Regions from separate parts of the Mus musculus genome. Here regions 2 and 3 are each linked to region 1. A link is a loop called in an ENCODE intact Hi-C map of the cell type or tissue named here. Cell type or tissue: left cerebral cortex. All regions are shown on one strand. Each heading gives the region's core, and the rest is flanking DNA. Links, peaks and the distances in the headings are about the cores only.

The links. Peaks named below come from ENCODE experiments on the same cell type or tissue, not always from the same donor. Only the 100,000 strongest peaks of a DNase experiment are listed, where the experiment ranks them.
Region 2: it touches region 1 in a loop (2.3-fold over the local background); 12 of 42 quality-filtered maps call a loop at or near these places.
Region 3: it touches region 1 in a loop (4-fold over the local background); 12 of 42 quality-filtered maps call a loop at or near these places.

Annotation. Positions count from the first base shown.
Region 1 is chr16:97,414,474-97,420,917 of GRCm38, forward strand. Bace2 (beta-site APP-cleaving enzyme 2) reads left to right here. Exons shown (of 9, transcript NM_019517.5): 6 at 606-707. Among named protein-coding and RNA genes, the nearest start is that of Bace2, 61 kb to the left of the region's middle. In left cerebral cortex, for the core only: a CTCF peak has its summit at 3,610 (motif pointing left); DNase peaks (open chromatin) are centred at 3,623 and 4,452; H3K27ac peaks cover 945 bases.
Region 2 is chr16:97,323,121-97,329,564 of GRCm38, forward strand. No RefSeq gene overlaps it. Among named protein-coding and RNA genes, the nearest start is that of Bace2, 30 kb to the right of the region's middle. In left cerebral cortex, for the core only: a CTCF peak has its summit at 3,149; a DNase peak (open chromatin) is centred at 2,986.
Region 3 is chr16:97,309,673-97,316,116 of GRCm38, forward strand. No RefSeq gene overlaps it. Among named protein-coding and RNA genes, the nearest start is that of Bace2, 44 kb to the right of the region's middle. In left cerebral cortex, for the core only: CTCF peaks have their summits at 3,370 (motif pointing right) and 3,575; DNase peaks (open chromatin) are centred at 3,377 and 3,642.

The DNA.
Region 1 (6,444 bases), core at 843-5,842:
CTGCCCTGAATTCTCATGATCACAAACACCTCTAATCAATGTTGGTCTATGGTAGGTGCTATAGAGACCAAAGCCCACAAATCTACAATGTTATAGACCATTAGCTATCACTGAAGACTACAGACTTGTATCAAATGAAATGGAGTACACATCATGTATCATATGTGTGTTGTTATTAAATTTCCCTCCCAAAGGCAAATAGGGGGTATCGATTAAGCATTATCCTTCTCTTTTTATTGATAATATAATAGAAAAAATAGATTTTTGAACAGTTTGTTGAAGTTGCTTTTAAAAGGGTCATTTTAATTTCTAAAGTCCAGTGGCCCATCCCTCTGCCCAGCATGAGGGGAGAGCAACTTGGGCAGCTCCAGGAAGGTAAAAAGCTCTTCCTAGGAGCTAAGGGCTATGGTCCTGATTTTTCCTTGTGCCTCAGTTTCCTTATCTATGGAGTAAAACACTTTCATGGAGGCCCTGATGACTGAGCTCTGGAATATAACAAGACTTAGTCACCACTGAGATACTGTGGCTGCATGATAGAAACGGGGTCATGGTACATGGATGGGGAACCCAGCACTGCTCAGTGTCTTCTCCCTTCCTCGTTTCAGTATAACGCAGACAAGGCCATTGTGGACAGTGGCACCACGCTCCTGCGCCTGCCCCAGAAGGTGTTTGATGCAGTGGTGGAAGCTGTGGCACGAACATCTCTGGTGAGTCCCAAGATGGGAATTTTCTAGAGCACAACTATGTGTTGTAAGTCTCTGAACTATTACTCAGTGTTCTAAAGATTTTTAAAGAGCAGGTTGTTTTATAAACTGTTGCTTGTGAAGTTTACTTATCAAGTTACATTTTGGTGTGAATCTGTCTGCAATACCTTCATGTCAACTTCAGAGGGTTTGGTTCTGAGTGTGCAATACTCCCAGTGTTTTAACTAATAGTTGAGTTGGCACAAGAATTTTTTTTTTGATCTGAGGTAAAAAAAAAATCTTCAGTATGATTGTATCATATGCTACTTAATGACAGCAATATGGTCTGAGGACAGCATTGCCAAGTGATGCTCTTGTTATTCGGGCATCATGAGATGTACTTACACAAAACTGGGTGATGTGGGCCAATCATCAGATGGAAAGGTGGACAAGATGGCTCACTGGGTAAAGGTGCTTGCCATTCAAGTCTGACATCGTGAGTTGGATACCCAGAACCCATGTAAAGAAGAAGAGGGAACCAACTCCACAGTTGTCCTCCGTTTGAATAGTATGCCACATGTGTGGTCCCTCTGTATGTGTTTACACATGTGTATTCCACAATAATAATAATTAATAAACTCTTAAAAATAGATGAAACATAAAAAACATAATATGTGTGCACAACTTATGGCTTTGTAGTAAACTTTATAAGTAGAAGTACACAAAATAGCCATGAAAGCGAGGTATATCAATGCATAAGCCAGTTGCATAGTGTCTGCTATCACTCTGCTTTTACACAGCTGTCAGTACAGCAGGCATGCTCACACCAGCAGCATGACAGACCTGCAATTAAAGCACTGGGCCATGACGTTTCAAGACAGTAGGAATCACACACACACACACACACACACACACACACACACACACACACACACACCATTACAATTTTGGAACCCCACTGTTTCCTCCATGCTGTTAATGGTAGAAAAACTTATCTAGCACATAACTGTGTGCTCAAGTAACAGGAAAGCACGATTGCATTTGTATCCTTTAAAGCAGAACAAGCCCTAAATCTGTTTCTTCATTGCTCTTCATTTAACCTAGAATGGCATCTGAACACCTTATAGAAAACAAACCAGTTGGCTAAAGTAACATTTGTTTGCTGGCCGTGTCCTGAACTATAAATATATCTAACTGAGGGTAGTGTGTTAGTCAGGGTTCTCTAAAGAAGCAGAACAGATAGAATGGCTATATATGATTTATTAGATGGACTCACAATAAACTAACTTTGACTGACAGCTGACAGCCAAGACTAGCCATCAAAAACAGCATAGCCTTTGAGGCTTGCCTACTGTTTCTCACAGCATCATCCCAACATTCCAGGGAGTGTATACCAGTAGTATAAACCAAAGGCATCTGTCCAGCACGGAGGAGGTGGCTCAGTGGATAAAACACCTACTATGCAAGCATGAGAACTGGACTTCAGAGCTCTAGGTTCCATGTCAAAGCACACATGAGCATAGTGGCTTCCATTTCCAGCAATTCTGCACTGGGGAGGCAGAGACAGGTTCCTCTGAGCAGGTTGGCTAACTCAACAAACTGGAATGGAAATTTCAGGTTCAGCAAAAGGCCTTTCTCAATAAACTGAGGAGCTATTGAGGGAATCATTCACATTGACTTCAGGCCTCCACACGTCTTAGGTAGGGTTTCCGTTGCTGTGATAGAACAGCATGGCCAAAAGAAACTTGGAGAAGAACAGGTTTATTTCAGCTTGCAACTTTATAGTCCATCACCAAGGGAAGTCAAGTCAGGAACTCACAGCAGGAACCTGAAGGTAGGAGCTGATGCAGAAGCCATGGAGAAGTGCTGCTTGCTGACTTGCTCCCTATGTCTTACTCAGCCTGCTTATAGCACCCAGAAACACTTGTCCAGGGGTGGTCCTACCCACAGTGAGCTTGGTTCTCCCATTTTCTCAATTAAGAGTCCTTCTCAGATATGTTTATATTTGTATAAAGTTGATGTAAAATTAACCATCACAACACACATATATACATTTGCAACTGTACCTGCATACATGAGCACACACATGTATGCATATATACTTTCATTCATTCATACCATATACACACATGAAAAAATACCAGTCTGTGCAGCATTGTATGTCAAATGGTGTGTATTTTTTAGTTATTTGTTCATGACTGGGGCAGGTACCTCACAGAAGGGTTTGTATTCTTGTTTTCTGTGGTGTCAGCCCTTCACAGTGGGGAAATTGGGGAAGAGCAGAAAAGCTCATGCCAGGCCAGTCAGGACACAGAGAAAGGGAATATAGGAGAGGGCCAGGGCACTATAGAGCTCTAGACTCTCCCTCAGTGCCCACTCCAAGCTGGGCTGTACCTCCCACTTTAACCAACTTCCCACAGTGCCATGATATTCTAGATTCCTCAAGGAAGTAATGTCAGTTAGGTCAGATCCCCAGTATTGGATCATTTTCAGAATTCCAACAAACAGGGAATACTCCATGTTCAGTGTATACCAAGTAAAATTAAGCCCCACCCAATTTCTTCTGTCTGGTATCAGGGAACCCTCCAGGACCCCCCTGGTTCCATCTTGGGGCTGTCGAGACTATATTTCCATCTATCACCTTTAACTGTCACCTCTGTCATCTATGTCTTCTTCCATTGAGACTTTTATTTCGTAGCTGCTGGACTGGAAGATTCATGAGGGCTACTTGGGAAGCCAGTGTGCAAGCAATCAGATTCTTACACAGTTTGGCCTGCCAACTGTTCAGCCTGTCCTGCTGCCTGCTGCCCTGATACCCACTGCCCACTACCCCATTGCCCTGCTTCCCACTGCACTCTGCTCACTCTGCAAAGCCCCCTGCCTGCCGCTGCTCCTCTTACTCTGACACGTCACTGGTGCTGCCCTCTTCTGTCAGTTCTCTGCATGAACCTGAGCAGCCTGCTCCCACAGCTCAAAGGGGTGTTTGGACCAATCACAGCATTTGTTTGACCACTAGCAGGCATTTGCTCTGAATCAACTGCAGCCATTTGTTTGCACCAATCATCTCCTTGCCTCGTAGCACCAGTCCACACAATACCTTTTCTAGACTACCAGGGGAACTGTTTCTTGGACATAATTTCAGGATCATCTAGAGTTCACCCAGGCTTATCACAACAAAAAGTCTGCTGGGCAGTCCAGCTGGCTGCTAGGCTGATAATTCTTTTGCTTAAGACAGGCAGAACAGCAAGGAGGAGTCGATCAACTGCTAACTAGGGAGTCAAATTGCTCTGTCCCAACATTTTTGCTTATTTACAGGAAAATGAACATCATAGGTGTACTTAAAATACAAACAACATTGGCAGATTTTGTAACTGATAATTTAACAGTATTAACACCTCCCTGGGCCCAGACAGAGGTGGGTCCCCCTTGTCTTTCTCATGTCTACTCAAGGTCTTCACTAGATGACCAAACATGATCATTTTGTGCCCAGACCCTGCAGGTGATGCTGTCAAGGGGCAGGTGAGAGACCAAGTTGGCCAAATCCCAGTCACTGACAGAAAAGTGGATAACCATGGCTGTATGTCAGGTACCAGCAAAAATTTAGATCCAAGAGAGACTTCAGTTAGCTAGTCCCCAAATTGCAGAAGCTTAGATCTCTATGGGAAGCGCACCCAGCAAGGGGTTGGTTTCCAATGTCAGGCAGTGGTCCAGAGCAGCCATGCTAAAAGCAGAACAAATCCCTATCTTTGCCAACAGCTGCTACACCCCAAAAAATGCCAAGTCAGTCTTTCCATGCTGTAAAGTTAGAATGCTTGCTAAAAATCAGACCCTACTTAGAATAAGGAGCATATGCCCAGTGCTTAAATATAAGTATGTCCTCTGCAGGAGTAGAGTGAGCGCCTTCGGGTTTTGCATTCTGAGCTTTAAGGGATTTACAATAATCACAGGAACCAGTGTAGAGTGTCAGGTGTGTAGTAGCCAGCGAGCCACAGCCAGCCTTTGTATGCAGCTGGGTAGGTGTGTGGAGGGGTGAGGGTTTCATACCCTGAGTTCATCTCAGCATCTCGTGACTTAAGCAAACCACGAGACAGAGGCCAGGAGCTTACAACATTTGTTTGCTGTGTCTAAAATTATCTCATGATTTCATTTAGCACCTGCATCAGGGAGGAAAGGCAGGAGATAGTCAGCCTTGGGTGAGGTATGTTCCAGTAGTGTACATCCTTTGCCTTACAGAGCAGAGCCTCTGGGCATTGGTCCCCTTTACTACAGGACTCATGGGAAGCCCATTCTCTTGGCCTGGGTTTCTTCCTACTTGAGCTATATCCACACTGGAAGAAACTATAATGTCTCGGCATTTGTCCCTCAGTGTATGTCATTCAGGCAGAATATAGAAGGATTAGTTTCTAGATCTGTGTATAAAAGGATTCCCAAGCTCCAGGCAACCTAGCTATGAAATCCCAGCTGTGGCTCAACCCAGTGACACCTCCTTGGCTATAGAATTCACCATCAAAATGGCACCTACAGAAAGTGTCTTCCAACTTTAAAACTGACCTGAGTTTGGAATACAGCAGCCCCTAGGGAGACTCGGCCATATTTTCAGGGACCTCTAGATCTGACCTGTACCATCTAGGCACTTGCCTGTCCTCTCTGGCATTCTTTGGGACTCACTCTTCCTTACACATAGGAACTGGTCATGCATTTCACTGGAACACTGAGTGTTCCGTGGAGGCCCCGGCACTCTTAGTTCTGTGAAATCCAGCAAGATGATGAATCCTCCATCCTGATTAGCTCATCAGAGAAAGGGTCTTATGGTCCTGTTGGTGATCCATCACTTCTGTAAAAGACAAATATGCACTACCACCAGCAATAGAAACCTGACAAGTCTACTCTGGCTGTGTGGGAGGATTAACAGGTGGCTTTGTGCCTCAGAGGGTAGGTGATGGCACCTAGCATGTGCCATTGTTACACACAACACCCACCTAGCATTCAGGATGTAGGTGTCACCTGTTTCTTAGGGTTGCCTCCTGGCCCTGGCTTCTCCCAATCTCGGGAATAACCTGTCATCCCCCAACACCATCTGCTAGTGACTCTAGAGTATATATCCCAACCATCCCTAGAGCTCAGAGAACTCAGGGCACAGATGAGCTGTCTACATTCCCACTTGATCACATCTGAGGTTCTGTTGAGTACATTCCTGGGAAAGTGGAGTGCATGCAGGCTTTGCTGCTTCCCAACAGCCCTTAGCTTCCTTCACCTCTCTTTCTGTCCCTGGCACCCAATGGGCAGGTTCCTGTCAACACCTTTGCTGTGGCTCTGCCTCTCTCACTCCCAGCCCTGAGTTCTTGCCAGGGAAATTCCACTGGTGACACTCCAACCCTCTATAGCTCTGTCAGACACATTCCTTCCACCAATATATAGCTCAGGCACAACCCAGGACCTGAGGCTGAGGTGGCACAAGTCTAAAAAGCCTGTTAATTCCCCTGCAGATGGAAGTGGGTGAGTGGCACCACTTTTCCAGGTCCTGATGGGCAGCACAGATGGCCTCCTTTTGGTCCTAGGTATCACTCACTTTTCCCTCACATGTTCTTCAGTGTTGTGTTTGTGTAGATATTGGGCCCACATAGTGAGACCTACACAAGCACGGGTGAGGGACGCTGCCCTGAGAAGTTCTAGGTTCAAAGACAGGGTCATTCATTACCAGGAAGCAAGATTTGTCACCATGAGCTGCCGCAGGGAAAGCTAAGTGGGAGACAACCTGAAC
Region 2 (6,444 bases), core at 999-5,998, 91 kb before region 1:
GGCCTACCTCATGAGAACTGTCAGGGGGCCATCCAACTGCCTGGTTGCTGGCTCTACTCTGCAGAGGGTGGTGAAGTATGAGTAGAAATCTGGTACCTCTGACAACCAGGGCTCTTGGGCCCTCTCCTAAGGTGGGTAAGAGAAAACAGTATTGGTTCAAGACCCCCAAGACCAAGTTCTCAGTACAGAGGAATTGATTTGCCCCAGAGGGACAGAGTGCAGTGAATAAGAGACAAAGACAGGAGGTAGAGGATGAGGGAGAAGGGGAAGGGAACAAGGGAGAGGGAAGAAGAGTATTTGTCCTGGAGTGGGACAAAGGACTGCCTCTGGATAGAGAGGAGACAGATGTGAAAATGCTAGTTTATAAAGATACAAGGGGAAACCCTGTGTTCGGATGAGGTTTTAATTTTAATTGGGCATGTTAGTTGGGTGAGCCAAAGAGGGCTTTGGATTGCTAGATTTTAATACTCTGCTAGCTGGACTTTGGTGGTCATCCTCATGGGGAGGAAGTGGTCAAATAAAGGAATAGACCTTGGGGCTAGCTTTAGGAATATAATCTAATTTTAGCAAGGCAGAGGGGATGGGAGAGGACAAGGCCTGCCACAGCCATGCTCACCACACTTGAGCTGACCAGAATCCTTTCAGTGGGGATAGCTGGACCACAGTGCTGCCCATGGGTCAGGCAGTTGGTGAATACTGATCTCAAACATGAGACTCAAGATCCCACATAGAATGGGCTTAATATAAGTTGGCTAAGGAAGCCACGGGGTTTCCTTGCTTCACCCCTGCCTCTCTAAGGGGGTGTGGGGCTATCTGAGGAGGTAGCAACAGCTCCTTTCACTACTGTCACAATTCCCAAAAAGAGTACAGTGGCTGTAGCTCCATGCACAGTGTTCTTGGGTTCCAGACTTGATGACTGAAACCATGTCCTGAAACGAGACTGTGAGAGAGAGAGAGAGAGAGAGAGAGAGAGAATATAAACCTGGGAATCCAAAGCTCTCTGCTATGTCTAGAACGTGTCCCCTGAATATGTGGGGGACTTAGTCACCAACGAAACAGAATTGGGAAGTGGGGCCTTTGAGAGGTGAGAGGTCAGGGCCCTTGTGAGAGATTAATGCTCCTTAGTGAGTTGGTTGCTTTGGGAATGGAGTCTTGGGCTTGGATAGTTCACATGCTCTATCTGATGGACAGGCATGTTTCTCACTCTTCCACCTATTATGAGATGGCCCAGCATGAAGACTCTTCACCTTGGACTTCCCAGCTTCTAGAACTGTATAAAATAACTCCTCCATAAATCCCTAAGATTTGGCCATTCTGTAATATCACAGACTGCTGTGTCCCTCAGTGTCTCAGAACCTGGAGTTGAGCTTAGGTATATCTAATTCTCAAGAAGGCCTAAACAGCCAGGAGTTTGCTCAGAGGCAGGTGCTTTGTAAAGAACCCAGAAGGCAGTGTCTGCCGTGGAGGTAAATTCCTAGGAACCATTCATCATCCTGTCCAGGTCCTGATTACAGGCTCCCTGGATGTGGCTCCTTCTTATTCGCTAAGCCCTGTCCAAGTAGGATGGGTCTGCATGAACTTGCTTTCTGTTTTGTTGTTGCTGCTGTTGTTGATGCTGCTGCTGCTGCTGCTGCTAAAGTCTCATGGCCTAAACCAGTGCCCGACTAGTTGCTCCCCGATAAGCATTTGAACTAATCTAACAGATGACTGAAAGGTTGGCCTTTGTGAGCTAAGGACCAATAGACCAAAGCTCCAGAGTGTACATTGTTGTCTGTACGCAAGTGAGGTCATGTGAAATATAAGGCTAGAGCCTGTGGTTGGGCAATGGAAAAAGGAGGCAGGGTTGAAAGTTTTAGAGAGGGAGAAAAGGGACAGCTGAGAGGAGATAGAGAGAAAATGGGGGAAGATGATGAACCTGATCCATGTGGCTTGAAAGAGTCACAGGTTGCTCTGGATATCATAGAAGAACAGTAGAGTAATACAGGGTATATTTGTCTCATCTAGGCATATAACTTGTATTTATCTCAATTGAGTTTTGAGTTCTTTGTGTGGGCATTTTGGGGGTTGAGGATTTACTGTTATAAATCTGGCTGATAAATTACAAGCCTCTGGAGTATTCATTTAAAGGCGCTAGGGATTAGAGCCAGTGGCGGCCAGTCTTGGCAGGCTAGCCACAGGGGATAGATAGCAGGGGGCAGCAAACTGCAGGGAACTAGGTGGACAGACTCTTGGGGGTAGCCTTGGGGGTGGGGAGACTGTATTGCCGGTGTGTAACTGTCATTAATTAGCGTGGATTGTTTTTTTAATAACCTGAGTCTGCCTATTATCACAAAATTGAGCCCAAACTGCGTCTCACTGTGCTCATTTTGAACACCTGAACACTTGTCTCTCTACTATAGCACTTTGTGTGTGTACCTGTGTGTGAGGATGAAGGGTAGAATAAGCCTCAAGAATTTCTCCTCAGGAGCCACCCACCTTGGATTTTTTGGTTTGGTTTGGTTTGGTTTGGTTTATTTTTGATACAAGGACTCTCACTGGCCTGGAGCTCATCTAGTAGGCTGGCCAGTGAGGCCCAGTGTTCCATTGTCTCTGACTCCTCAGTGCTGGGGGTGAGAACACACCACCATACCTAGTCTTTTCTTTTCATGTGGGTTCTGTAGATCCAACTCATTTTCCCGAAGCAAGGACTTCACCAACTGATCTTCCCAGCCCCACTCTCTCATACCTGGGTGAGAAACTCCTCAGTCCCTACAGGTTTCATCCGATCGATCTTTAGCACAAGATTTGAAATGCATCTGTATGCAAAAGCTCTCAAGCCAGAAAATAGAGGCGGGGCTACCCACTCTTGAGGTGTCTTTTAAGTTGGCTCAGAGAGGAGTTTAAGAAAAGCCCCGCGCAGCTGCTGGCTTGCCTTGCCAGCTGAACACTGTTCTATCGGGGTTGAGTGAAGCTGAGAAATCACGGGAAGGCACAGCAGACCTCATCCAGCCCACTCAGCTGATCAAATTCCAAAACAGCCTCTTGCCAAATGGCTCATGGCTGCATCCCCATAAAACAGCCACCTCAACCGCTGCTCAGAGCGGCATCCTGGCAGTCAAAGGCATCCACACAAGAGACAGAGGACGAGAGACAGACCACACACCCCCTAGTGGCCCTTCCTGCTACTACTCCCTCGACATAACTCTTTACCACACAGTGACCCTGGTGTTCCTTGTGGTCTTCAGCCAGACAGACTGCCACCCTGGTATAGGTGACTGTCTTCCATCTTCAGGAGTTCAGCTGTGTTCCTTCCAATCACCCCAGCTGGGCTTCTTGACTGCTTACATGCCCTCATAAGAGGAGGGACTGGGATGGTGCCTCACCTCCAGCAGCTCGCTATCACCTGATGTGTACACCTGGGTCCTGACTACAGATGCAGGAGCAGTGGGTGGGGGTAGAAGATGCAGGCCTGCAAAGACTAGAAGAACCATCTGTGTGGCTGTGGAAAAGACCCCCCCCAACCCCAGTTCCCAATGGGTAAAGACTTTCCAATGAGGCCTTTGGGAAGGGATGCACCCACACTCTGGTAATTTCTTCCTGTGCTCTTACTGTAAGTAAACCCAATCAACTCCTTGGTTCTGAGAACAAAGGTCTACACAATTCCTGGATGTGCCCCAGGGACCCAGGAAGACGAGTGGATATTGTTTAGCTCTTTCAATGCAAAAAATTTTTTTTAGCCATAGCACATTTTACAACTGTTGTTTTCGGGGCTTACCATTTTCTGGAACCCTTCTGAAAATGCTTTGTGTGTATAAACTCTGTACAGCCTGCCAGGGCTAGACTATTGTCTAACCTCTGACAGACAAGGAGCCTGAAGCACAAGTCAACCTATGTGCCCAAGGCCACACAGTCAATCCAGGACTTCTCTGTCAGAGCTTCGCAGCATGGGAACTCTGCCACAGAGTAAGGGGACTTGTTTTTCATCCCTCCAGAGCCTAAGAAGTCACGAGCAAAGCTGAACGCCCTATCTGACATCCAGAAGTAATAGGGGACCTCCAGAAATTTCTGTTCCCAGGGCTTCTCAGAATCCCCTCTATTCAGTTGTCCCCTCACCTGAAGGGGACACTCAAGAAGGAAGTTCTTCTGCTTATTGAACACCCATTTGCTCATGCATGCTGGCCATTGCACGCCAGACTGCCATGCTGAGAGGCCTGTATATTCTAAAGAATCTCAGGCCATTCTCTCCCTTCCTCCTGCTTCAGTTCGAGGACTGTGACAAACTAGGTGGGTGGGCAAAAACACCTTTCATGTGGAAATGAATTTCTCAGGGCACTCAGAAGCCAGAAGTTGGCAGTGGACCCCACACACAGTGTATATGAAGCCTCTGAGCTATGTGCTCAAGTTCACCACTGTTGGGCCCATTAACTTTGTGGATAATGTCAATATTTCTTTGGCTCTCAGCTGCAGGCCATGGTGACTTTTAGAAACACTTGAACTGCCCCACCTGAAGAGAGGAGGACCTGGCACACACCATATTACAGAGAGCCTCGTCTTCACTAATGATGACTGTGACATTTCCAAACGTAGTTGCATTCTGAAACCTACAGCAAATAAAGCACTCTCAACCTTGTTAATTATTTGGGGAAGATGTTTCCTTGGCTTCGCCATGCTGGGAAAGTCCAACCCAATGCTTTGTGTGTGTTGGGCTAACATTCTTGCTCTGAGCTTCATCATTACCCTTGGACCACTAAGAATCTTTTAAATACTTATTTGTATGTTTTACTCGTAGATGCCTCTGTGAGAACGTATGTATGTGTGCCACATGGAGGTAGCTGCCTATAAAGACCAGAAGGGGACATTGGCTCACTTGGAGCTGGAGTTGCAAATGGTGTGAGCTGCCAATGGGGGTGCTGGCAACTTAACCTTGCAAGAGCAGCAAGTGCTCTTAATGGCTGAGTCATCTCCAAGCCCCCAATACCCCAACTAACAATTCTTAACATGTGGAGCAGGCATTTGTCTCCAACTTTCTTGCCAGAATGGAGAGGCATGGCTTCTTTTTCTCTCTTTAATACAACAGGAAGCTCTTTCTTCTTGTTTAAAAAGCAGGAAGGTTGATTTTTAGATAAAGAGGGACTCATGTCCCTACCCAGGTCGCTCTTTACCTGGAATAAGGCATACACACTTCACAACATTCCCCACCATGGCCTGTGAACTCTGCCTCTTCCGTCTTAAGAAGTGAAATGTGAGGCTTTTTCAAACCTTCGGGGAATCTGACCATACAACCCAGAAAAAGATAAATAGGACAGTCCTTGGTGGAATGAAGAGTAGCAGCTAAGGCACCCCACTGTGGAATGATGCAGAACTTCACACACCAGCCTTTTCAAGCATTTGTTCCTTGTAGCAAACCAGGCTTGGTATCTCTATGATTGTTCTAGTTGATGTTTCTAGAAAGGTACTCTTGACAGTTCGACAGAGAGTCTAGCCACCTACTAAAGCAGCAAGGGCTTCACTGAGTGTTTCCAAGGTTAAACGGTGCTACTTCAACACGAAGCAGGAAAGGACCTGATGAACCCTAAGACTGGCTGCCCACCCTCTGCCCTCATGCAAAGCCTACCTCCCCTCCAGCCTCTTCCAACACCAGTATCCAACTTACATCTCTCCCCAGCTGTAAGCATCACAGACAGCCACATGCTGTAGGTCAGCCACAAGCATAACCACCTGTCAATGTCAGGAATTTTGTGGCTTCTGAAGATGTTCCAGGATTGGGAGAGACTAAGCCTTCCTATGACCTTGCCAGTGTGACAGGCCAGGTTCTGACAGTTATGGGACTTAGAAGTAATACCAATGAACAATGGTCTGACAGGCTATAAAGAGCACCTGCAGGGGAAAGAAGAAAAAAAAAAAACCAATGTATGTAGTTAGGAAAGCTCAGCTGTTTTAACTGCCACTGACTATGGGGCCATTGTGTGCGCTGAAATTATTCATTAAATAGTAACACTGGAAAGTAAGCAGTGGCCATCATCGGGCAAACTTCAGAAGAGAGCGAAGGGACCCCTCTGTGTCTGTAGTGATGGGCAAACTTCTGAGGGCTGCTCTGAAACCAGAGTCTGAGCTAACCAGACTTCAGTCTCTACTGCCCCTCTCAGTACCTAAGACCCAAACATCAGCACCCTCCCCATGTGAGTCACTAGGCCCGTTAGAGAAAATAGGAGGATATATTTTATTTATTTTATTTATTAAAATATGAACCCTCTGGGCTGGATAGATAGCTCAATGATTAAAGTGCTTGCTTTAAGCATGAAAACCTGAGTCTGGATCCCCAGCACCCATCTAGGGAAAAAAGTCCTGACAGCTTACCTTTATAATCCCAGAGCAGAGGAGGCAGAGACAGGAGGATTCATCACACCTTCCTTCTGTGAGCTCAGAGACAACTGACATGAAGCCAGCCTTTCAACTTCAGCAAGA
Region 3 (6,444 bases), core at 602-5,601, 110 kb before region 1:
GTTTTCTCTCTTGAGACTCCCAGGATTAACACTAGGAGCTCTGTAGGCATGACCTTACAGTGGTCCTGGAGGAGGAAGTAAACACCTACCTGAATTCATCACACACACACACACACACACACACACACACACACACACACACACCCCAAAATGGTCACAAGGCTTTTCGCTAATTAAGGCAAAGTCTAGCACAAGCTACCCTTCACCCCATTCATGCTTCCTTTTGCAGCCAAAACCACAAGCTATGATGCCCTCCATATGAAAGAGGTGACTTATTGGCCCTGTATCCCCCAGGGAAGATTTTCTAGGAGCCTGGGGCCTCCATGCAATTGCCACATTCCCACACTTGAAAGGATAGCAAAGGCAGGGAGGTAAGTTCAAGGCACTCTGGTTTACATGAACAGGAAGGATGTGGGGGAGGGGGCAGGGGGTGACCTTTCCCTCTACACTCTTTCTCTAGTCAGAGAAGCTCTGAGGTAAGTACTGAGTGCCCCCTACCACATGCACACACACTCACACATACACACAGAGAGACACATAAACACACACATATACACGTACACTTACACACACACAGATGAGGGTCCTGAGAGCGGGTCATCTAAGAAGCCTGCCTGGTCAGAGAGAATTGGGCCTAACATTCAAAAGACCCCAGCAATTGGATATCTTTAACCTTCCTTGTGAATCTATCTCAGTGGGTCTTTAAATTCTACTCTCAGCCTTACTCCCCAGAGCTGAGCTAGACATGCCATAGAGCCTGGAGTCCTTTGGGGCCAAAGTGACCTGTGAACAGGACCTGATTGTTATCCTTTTATGGCTACAACAATACAGTGATCAAAAACGACTTGGGGAAGAAAGGGTTTATTGCATCTTACAGCCTTTATTCTATCAAAGGAAGCCAGGGCAGGAAGTCAAACAGGAACCTGGAGGGAGGAGGTGAAAATGAGGTCAGGGATGAGGGGCACTTACTGGCTTGTTCTTCATGACTCACCCTCTCTGCCTGCTTTCTTATCTAGTCCAGAACCATCTGCCCAGGGTGACACTGCCCAGAGTCAGCCAGGGCCTCCCACACCAATCATTAATGGAGAATATGTCCCATACCCTTGCCTACAGACAAAACTTATGGAGGCATTTTTGAGGTTTCCCTTTCTAAATAACCGTAGTTGTTTATGTAAAATTGAAAAGAAATAAACAAAACAAGATAACAAAAAAACAAACAGCTAACCTTCAGGCTGGGAAATAAACATGTGAGATGCCCCCCTCCCCTGTTGTTCTTCTTCCTAAGGTGTTGGGAGCCACTGACCCTGTTTGAATGTTAACTGCGTTGTCAGCCATAAGTGCTTACTTATAAAGTTTTGGCCTTAGTGGAAAAGTATTAGCTTAGTTGAGATTTTTGTGGGGAAAGTTGAGGCCTCCGTGGGAAAATACTACCCTCAGTTAAGAACAAATAGCTATAGATCTTATGCACAGGTACCTAGCAACCCATTCTGTTCTGTTCCTCCTGCTGAACTTTTTACCTAGCCAATATCCTGCTTTTGGGAACAGGTGAGTTCTCCCAGAAACAAAGAGCGATTCTGCGTCATCTCCCTCCCCATACCCTGCTTCTGTGGGCATAAAACCTGCCTGGGAAAAATAAAAATTTGACAGCTTGATCAATCAGACTTGCTGTCCGTCCTTGTGTTCCTCACCCCTCATTCTCTCCGCAGGCGGTTCCTCAGACCCTGTCCAACTGTCCCGCAGGCAGAGGCACTAAGGAAGCTCACATACAAATTGTAACCTCAGCACATGACCTTCCCAGGTTGATTTTATTCCAAGAACATTAAATTATATGTCCTGACAACTTTTAGGCTGAAGTTAGTGTCACATTGACACTGTATAAACTACCTCCAGCATCCACCTTAGAATTTTCCATTTTCTCCAGCAGACACTCTGTCTCTACCAGACATTGACTGCTTGCCTCAGGGGACACCATCTTTGTGAGGTCTCAAAGAAACAGGGACAGAGGCTGAGCTGCACCTATTTAACATATCAAAGTGGAGGCTGGTGACTAGTCTCTCCTGGCACCACCAGTCCTTGTTGCAGAGTCCTGGCTCCTCTAGGCACTTCTCACCTTGCCTTGAGCCTGTCTCCTCCAGCTCCTGAGCTTCATTCCTCCCTGCAGTGTCTCTGATTCCTATACAACTTCAGCCATTTTGGCTATGCAGCCTTTTGGTCTCTCTCATGCTCTCAGTCCTGAGATCCCTCCTGCCCACCTCCCCTCCCCTCCCCTCCCCTCCCCTTCCCTCCCCTCTCCTCTCCTCTTTCTCATTTCCTCTCTTGCTCTCCCATCCCCTTCTCCCATGGCCTGGTTCAGTCTACTGGCCCTGTTCAGCCAGGACCTTTCCAGATGCCTCTGGCTATGTTCTCTCTCATGTCTACAGTAAATCTTCTCCCCAACCACACTGTGGAGCAGCCAAGGCCTCGCTTTTCATTCAGTCACCACTACCATTCTACCTTCTGTCTGTTAACCCTCTAACCTATGGTCTATGTGTAAGTGGTAACATGCACTGTTTTTCATGCATGCAATGTTGGAGTATGTACTGGGACGGTCTTTTTATAGCTGAATAATTGTCTGCTGCATGAATCAGATTTGGTTTTTGTGCCATCAACATGTAAGTGCTCTGTGAATCTCTCTCTCTCTCTCTCTCTACACACACACACACACACACACACACACACACACACACACACGGGGGGGGGGGTGTAGGAAAGCAACTGCTGTTTGCTTTCAACTAACCTAGCCACCAGTGGACTAGAAGTCACCCATTCTTCCTCACAGATCCCCTCTTCCAGCTTCTAGCAGTTGATGTCACAGTTAACACCACGAGATTCCCTTTTATAAGCACTCCTTCCTTAAGTGGCACCTTGTACCACCTCCCACTGGTTAATACTGAGCAGGACATTGGCTTCAGCCTTCTCTGTAGCAGCTGCTTGAGAAGTGAACACTTATTAAAAGAGATTCCATGGGAGTGTAGGGAGGGAAGAGAAGAGAGACTTTGCAATCACAGGCTTTTCTTGGGGACAGGCACTTGGGGACATCCAAGGGTGGAACCAAAGGACCGACTCATTGGCTTCAAGACTGGGGTTCTCACACAAGGTGGAAAACAGGTGACAGAGGAGGAAGAGTGACTGGTTAGTGTTCCTTCCTGGAAAGCACAGGGACACGGAGGAGGGAACTGTGGGCATTCAGCTCTGATTATGCATACTCACTGACCGCCAAGCACAACAAGCACTTGGAGATAGACTAACAATCTTTTTTCTTCTGGCCATACTGGACATAGATTTTGGTTCAGCAATGAGCTTCCTTTTCAGAGGATGCAATGCGAAGCTTCCCCAGTAGAGGGCACTAGATGGCCATGAAGGAATACTCGGTCTCTGCCAGGAAGCTGCCTGCTGGAGAGACAGAAGAATGTGGGGTGGGGGTGAAGAGAGGTAGGGGGTTGGGTGGGGGGACACAATGAAAAGAGGCAGAACTAGAGACTCAAAGAGTCGTGAAGAAAGCCTGATGTGAGTAGCCAGGGATGCCTCCTAGGTCCATGATGGGGTCCTGTCTTTTGCTGCCACCAGGGGCCACGTCTGAGTCTGTGGCCCTGCAGAAGTAGGGATCTGTTACTACAAAAAGGCCACGTGGATGCCCCCCGAGGGCTACTCTCCTGGTACATGTTGATGTCTGAGGGCTGTGCAGAACTGGCGTACCCTCGCCTGGACATTGTGGGAGAGCTGGCCCTGGGGAGATGTTAGCAGGAGAGAAAACTCCGCCCCTATCCAGCTGCAGTACTTAGGAGAGCAGATCTGACATTGTGGGTGAGCCAATCCCCCGGAGAGTATGAATGTGGAAGAGTTGGCCCAGCCTCTTGTCTGCTATGTGGTGACATGGGAGAGGGAGAGATGTCCCCCTTTCCCCCTTGCCACCTACAGCAGGCTAGGAGCTGGCCCTGAGGTCACCAGAGCAGGAGAGATCAGAGCCCTGCCCTCATTTGCTGCAGCACAGTAAAGCTGGCCCTGGTTGTGGAGGTTTCAGGAGAGCAGGCCCTGCCTCTTGTCTGCTGTGTCATGACATTGGCAAGAGAGAGATCCCCACCCTCCATTTTGCCCTCACAACTGGCAGCAGGTGGGAAAGTTGACCCTGACCAGGTCATGAGAGCAGAACGGGCCCTTCCCATCACCTGCTGAGTCACTTGGGAGAGCAAGCTCCCTCCTCTCCCCTTCCCTTCCTTGTCCCTTGCCATCTATGGCAGGCAGGAGAGCTGGCCCCACGGTCATGAGAGTGGAAGAACTGTCCATGTCCCTCACAGCTGCAACACTCAGAAGAGCAGGCCCTGCACCTCACCTGGACAGCAGAGTAGAGCTGACCCTGGTGGCAGAGATGGCCTCAAGGTTGTGAGAGTGAGAGAGGCAGTGAGCTGACCAGCTCAGATACCTCTCAGGCCCAAATCTAAGACTTTGAATTGGTCCACCCCAACATCTACCCCTTGATGAACTGCTGGAGTTCATGAAGGGGCCTAAACTCCTGTATCTCCATGACACAGGACAACAGCAGACTATCTGAGAGGAGTCCCAGCGAGCTTCTAGTATCAGTAGAGTGGCAGAAGCCAGAGGCCTTGAACCAGACCAACAAGTCATTCAATGAACATTTGGAAACAAAGAAATGTGGACAAAAAGGGTGTGATGTGGGACACACTATAACACACTGTAGCTTCCACAAGATTTTTTTTTTCTGCAAGGGTGGAGAGTGGACACAAGGGGAGGGGGAGATGACTGGGATTGGGATGCGTGATGTGAAACTCACAAGGAACCAATAAAAAGCTTTAAAAAATAATAAAACACTTAAAAGAGCAAATACATTCTATTTTCCATTTCATTCTTGACCTCTTAAAGTGGGAGGAGTGGACCAAACATTTAAAACTAAAGGAAATGATTTTAAATGCTAACATGGAATTATCACCCATCAAGCTAAGATGATGATCTTAGAAAGAGCTGTTTGCTTTCCTCTGTAGCTAAACATATCCCCTTGAACCTGACCTGCATCTGGTTGCTAGGGCAAGCACCAAATTAATATGTGTTCCTACATGGTGCCCTTAATAAAACCTGAGGAGGCATTTAAAAGTTGAAGAGATGAGAATATTAAAATCATTCCATCACCATCTGAGCACATGAAGGGCCACAAAGCTGGTGTAGACACCAAAGCAGTGTGAATCCACAGGAAAAACTCCTATTTCTTACTCTCCTGCTTTGTAGTTATTGCCTAAAAGATCAGCTTTCACCCTGCTGCACAGTCTCCCTAGGCTTTGCACATGGTCGTCTGAATCTCATGTATATGCTCTGTTATGTGAGCATCTGGCTCCACAGCTATTTCGCAGGGATGAGGGGAGACCCAACTGCTTTCTCCAGGAACCAACCTTGAGATTCTGTAGCTGATAATTATCACTTCATTTGGAAGCTCCCATAAAGCCTGTAGCTGTGACTGCATCATTGCTACCCACTAGCCAATCATGTGAAAGCCTTGAATTGCCTGTTTGGGAAACATGGGATTGTTTATACCCACAGAGAGGCTATAGGTAGAGTCAAGGACTGAGTCTGAAGTGAGACCTTGGGGTGGAGTTCTGCTTTGAACAAAGAATTGTCAACAACACCCAACAGCCACCAGTAAGCCTTAGAGACAAGGACAAAGACCCCCAGAAAATTCTTGTGGTTTACGTGCCCAGCAGCCATAAGCGATCAGTTCTTCTTGGTCCCTAGAAGTACGTCTGGAATGACCTTGCTGCTAGGGTGTTCACACATCTTACAAAAGAAAGACCAAAGGAGGAATTTTAGAAGGGGTGGAGGCTGAAGGTTGGGGGTTGAAGGATGGGAATAAGATAGTCTGCGTTCCTAATTACAGAGGTGGCTCTCACTTTCAAGGAGAGAATACTGACCAAGTAAAGTAGGTGTGGTTTGGAGGAGAATGACCCCTATAGGTTTGTTCGAATGCTTAGTCCTCAATTGGTGGAACCGTCTGTGAAGGATTAGGAAGTATGGTCTTAGAGAAGGTGTGTTTCTGGGGATGGGCTATCAAGTTACAAAAACCTAAATCGGTCCAGGCCTTTGCTCTCCTGCTCTCTCCCTCAACCCCCCTCCCCTCTCCCCTCTCCCCTCTCCCCTCTCCCCTCTCCCCTCTCCTTTCTCCCCTCTCTTCTCTCCCCTGCCTCCTTGTTGTTGTCTCAACATGTAAGATCGCAACTAAGGCTCCAGCACCATGCTACCTGCCTCCTGCCTTTCTTCTTGCCACGATGGTCATGGATTCACTTTTTGTAACCATGATCCCACATTAAATGCTTTCTTTTATAAGTTGCCTTGGTCATAGTATATGTCTTGGTTATGGTTATTATTGCTATGATGAAACATCATGACCAAAGAAACCTGGGG